2 separate regions of the Mus musculus genome follow, and region 1 is linked to region 2. A link is a loop called in an ENCODE intact Hi-C map of the cell type or tissue named here. Cell type or tissue: heart. All regions are shown on one strand.

The links. Peaks named below come from ENCODE experiments on the same cell type or tissue, not always from the same donor. Only the 100,000 strongest peaks of a DNase experiment are listed, where the experiment ranks them.
Region 1: a loop joins it to region 2, with 4 times the contacts of the local background. A loop is called at or near these places in 11 of 42 quality-filtered maps.

What each region holds. Positions count from the first base shown.
Region 1 is chr10:117,058,329-117,060,828 of GRCm38, forward strand. Cct2 (chaperonin containing Tcp1, subunit 2 (beta)) reads right to left here. Exons shown (of 16, transcript NM_007636.3): 7 at 2,320-2,500. Among named protein-coding and RNA genes, the nearest start is that of Cct2, 4.3 kb to the right of the region's middle. In heart, a CTCF peak has its summit at 1,138 (motif pointing left); no DNase peak of the experiment used is centred here.
Region 2 is chr10:117,147,236-117,149,735 of GRCm38, forward strand. Frs2 (fibroblast growth factor receptor substrate 2) reads right to left here and starts at 1,239. Exons shown (of 10, transcript NM_177798.3): 1 at 1,157-1,239. In heart, no CTCF peak of the experiment used is centred here; DNase peaks (open chromatin) are centred at 806 and 1,336; H3K4me3 peaks cover 2,500 bases; H3K27ac peaks cover 2,239 bases.

The sequences.
Region 1 (2,500 bases), 89 kb before region 2:
ATAGCAAAGGACCCATAAACTTAATAAAGCAAAGAAACAACTAAAAAAGAGAATACACACAGGCAACGCTACAGCATCAGTACAGACACAAACCACATCACCCTGAAACTTTTGTTACACACACACACACACCCACACCCACACACACACCCACACACACACACCCACACACACACCCACACCCACACACCCACACACACCCACCCACACACACCCACCCACACACACACACTCACACACACACACCCACACACACCCACACACACACACACACACACACACCAGATCAGAGGCTACAGCTCACAATGTAAACACATTTAAGTTCACTTTTACTAGCTTAAAACCAGCAAAACTAGCAGTGAGAACTGGAAATCAGAGACAGGGTCACCTGTTCTACACAGCAAGTTTCAGGACCACCAGGGCAACATAACAGAGACCCAGCCTCACTAAAATAAACAAGACAGCTAGGAAAATGGAACCACCTTGGACAACACAAAAACAACACAACTACATAAACCTGCTCCCAATCCTGCTCTTGCCCTTAGGCTATGGCTGGGGTCGACCAGATGCTCACATATAAATCATGCACAACTCAAGGAGAGATGCCATTTCTAGCCGTGCTGATCTGCTGCCATCACATGACCTGGTACTGACATCTGCACTGGCTTAAGACACATGACAAACGTTTGGCTCAGTAACCCTACCTTGGGCTTTCTGCTCTATTCAGCTTGCCATCACTTAGCAGATGATTAGAACAGCTACAGGATCGAGGTTCCACTACAATTCCTGGCATAGAGCGCACACACACAGCAGTATGAGCCTCTGTTACAAGGCTGCCCTACTTGGCAGACCACTAGAAACATTAGAGAGACCTTGCAGATCAACGGAACCAAAATATTTTCACAACTCCGTAAGTAAATGGCACAGGACACACATAAAAGCCAGGATTCCAAATCACTGTAGACACAAGCTTACAAAGCACAACTTGATTCTTTTTAAAACCCTTTAAGATGGGCTGGAGAGATGGCTCAGTAGTTAAGGGAACTGACTGCTCCTCTGAAGGTCCTAAGTTCAAATCCCAGCAACCACATGGTGGCTCACAACCACCCATAATGAGATCGCCCTCTTCTGGTGCAGCTGAAGACAGCTACAGTGTACTTAGATATAATAATAAATAAATCTTTGGGCCTGAGCGAGCAGGGCTGACCAGAGTGACCAGTGGTCCTAAATTCAATACCCAACAACCACATGAAGGCTCACAACCATATGTACAGCTACAATGTACTCATACATTAATCACATAACTTTGGAAATATTTTTTTCTCAAAACGACAACAAAAAAAAAGCTGGAGAGATGGCTCAGATGTTAAGAGTGCTTACTACTGCAGAGACCTGAGTCTGGCTCCCAGCACTCTCACTGGGGGCTCGCACCAGCCTGTAACCACCAGAGTGGAGCTGCTACTTCTGGCCACTGGCATGCACATACCCATACACAGACCAAACATGCACATGATTAAAATAACCTTGGACACGCAAAAGAAAATGTTCCTGGGGCTAACAATGTGGCTCAGTTAAAAGATAATTACTTAGCATTCACAAAGCCCGAGATGGATCCCCCAGTACTGCATAATCACAGCCTGGGAGAGCAGCAGAAGGGACAGAAGACTAAGGGCATCCTTGGCTGCGTGCGAGCACGCACACGCATGCACACGCACACACACACTCGCTAGCTACACAAGACTACCTTAAAAAACAACAAGGCCTGAAGAGATTCTACTTGCTGCTCTTCCTGAAGTGGTCCTTAAAGACAAGCTCTCTGCCTCTGTAGTGTCAGGGTGGAGATCAATGGGTACGTTCCACCAAATGGTGGCTTCACAGCCATCTTGACTACAGTGCCAAGGGTTCTGGTTCCTTCTTCTGACCTCCATGGGCACCACTTATGCATGTAGTGCACATATGTTGCCAAAACACTTAAGAGAACAAGTCTAAAATTTTACACAAATGCCAATAAAATATCAGACAAAAATTCCTTTATCTACAACAACCTGCTAATTTGACTTAGGGAAAACACATATAATCCTGAAAAAGCATTTGGGAACAGCTTTTGGTAAAGCTGTAATTTCTGTTATTAGCAGAGACTTCCTGTTTGAAATCTAGAAAGCAAACAATGCTCAGCGGTGTTGAAGATGAAGCACACAGACCGCAACAGGACAAATTGTTACAATGGCCCAAGCAGCCAAGTGGTCCTTAAAGACAAGCTCTCTGCCTCAGTAGTGTCAGGGTGGAGATCAATGGGTACGTTCCGGCATACACACATACCTTCATCTAGATAGGAGTCTGCCAGACTCCCACCTAGTTTCTTGATGACATGAATCGCCTCCAGGTTGCCAGAGCCTTTCAGTCTGAGAACCGCTTCCACGGCCAGTTTAGTAAAGTGGTCCTTGTGGTGAGTAAGGAGCTTTGAGGACAATGTCGTTCCTGCAATGTTCATTAAGTCCTG
Region 2 (2,500 bases):
CAGTTTATTGGAGTTAAACACTTCATATGCTTAAATCAACAAACACCTCTGTCCCGCTGTGGGAACACCCCCACCCCGCGTTCCCACAACTGGACTACACGAAGAACCTCCGAGGAGAAACTGAGGGAAATTATATATATATATATATATATATATATATATATATATATACATATAATATACATACATATGTGTGTGTATATATATGTGTGTGTGTATATGTGTGTGTGTGTGTGTATATACACACATATATACACATATATATAATTAGCTCAAGAAATGACAGTTCCAAGTATGAAAGTAAACAAACTGGGGTGAAAAAAAAGGATACAATTCTCCAGCCTTTTGCAGTCAACTTGTGCAAGGTCCCGACTGAAGTCTTAACAACTGTGACTTCGGATGAGCGCAGGAATTCGGAAGGCTGATTACAGAATAGCATGGTTTTTTTTTTTTTTTTAACGTCAGCAAGAACACGGGGAAACTCCTCTGAATCTACGAATCTCCTCAAATCTTTGTTTTTAAGAAGTAACTCCCAACAGTTTCAGTTTGCAAGGGAGCAAAGACCCTTCGAGGAATGGTACTGCCTCACTGACCGACCCTACGCAGGCATCCAGACCCAGTTAAGTTTCGAGCCGAGTCCAAATCGAACCTCCGGCGACCCCGACGCAAGCCCCGCAAGAGATCGCCAGCATCCACACAGGGAGCGCCCCACCCTCGGACTGACTACACCCCTGGGACACAGGATAATTACTGAGACGGGAAGAGGGGACAGATCCAAGAGGCGACGAAAGTTGGACACTGATGTCCAGTGCAGTCTGGCTGTCCCGGTCCCCAGCGTCCGAGTGCACAGACCCCACAGCGGAGGCACCGAGCCCACTTGCCCGATGCAGAGAGGGGGTCGCAGCGCCGACGGCCGGGCCCCGCTACGGAGTCCCCCCTCTGCGGGCGGCCGCGGCTCCGGGAACCCCGCTCCGGCTGCGCCCCGCCCACTCCGCGGCCCCGCATCGCGCCCCTTCCCGGCCCGCGGGCCGCGCGCGCTCCGCGGCGGCCGACGAACCCCTTCCCCGGATCCCCGACGGCTGAACCTGCAGCGGACAGCCGGGTCCGAGGCTCGCTCGCCCAGCGCAGGCCCCGCTCGGCGTCCCCGGCTACTCACCGTCGGCGCGAAGGCGCTGCGAGGGGCGCGGGGTGGCAGCCGCGGAGCTCCTCACTCTCCCCGCGACCTGACCCCCTGCTCGGAGCCTCGGCGCCTGTGTCTACAAGGCCTCTCTCCAGCCCGAACCCTAGACAAGCACTTCCGGGGGAGCGGGGGAGGGCAGGGGTTTGGCACCGGAACTGCTCCCAGGCTGGAGCTGCCAGCCCTCCCGGGAGGGGCGTGGCCTCTGCTCCGGGCGCCAGCGGACCCGCCCCCGAGCCCCGCCCCCGGGCTCCTTGCTAACCCCTGTGGTCCCGCGGGCCCCGAGCTACCGCTGGCACCCCTTATTTTAACGCCTGTTAGGATCGCTCCCTTCTACTTAATTCTACAGGGGCCCGGAGAATCTAATTTCGCCGAGCCCGGAGCATTCACCGGCTTGCCGACCGGCCGGCGGTGTTATCCTTTCTCGCTTCTGTCCCGCGTGAAAATGCAGTTGACATTTATCGAAGGAAGGCTTACGGCGTGGTAGACAGGGCATTTATTACGCGATTCGGTGGCGTTAACTCATTTAATAACCTTCAAACTCCTGGAAATTGGTGCTTTTATTCTCTGTGTCTTACAGAGAAGGAAATCGGCCAAAGTATCGGACTTTACCACATATGCTGGCTCTTGGTTTTACTTTAATTTGTGGTATGCGTAGAACTCTCATTTGCCCCAAACAAGACTTTTCAAATTATTCAAAGACGGGAGCCAAATTATTTCCCTATATGGGTCATCCTTTGCACTTTAAACAAAGGCTGAGATGATGGGCTATGCAATCTTAGTGCCAGGATCCTGTTTCTTTACATTTCACCCTGGTGTGTGTGTGTGTCGTGTTCATCTCTGGATTGTAGACGTTAAAAATAATATAATGCATAACGCAATAGTAAGCATTTCAAAGTACCCAGGACTGAGTACGTCCGCACAATTCTTATACCTAACCAGTAACTAGCAATAGAGAAGACCTGGGCACTTTTGAAACTTACCAAAGACAGACAGTATGAGAGCCTACAGAGTCAGTGTCAGGCAAAGAAGTGAGACGATCTTAAAAGATTTGCTCTGTCACAAAATCAAGAAACATCAAATATTAAAGGCAGGTTTTCAGTATGAAGCAAAGCCCCACATGGAAGAAAAGGGCTCAAACCTGACAAGCTATTTTGTTTCCAGCAGTCTAAAAAGGCTGAGGCAGGGAGAGTCCGGAGAGTTTCTAGCCAGCCTAAGCTTTACAGTGAGTTTCCAGACAAAGGTGGCCAGGACTATGAAGCAAGACTCTTGTCCAAAAAGAAGGAGAGGAGGAGGAAAAAAGGAAGAGCAAAAAAGAAAAGA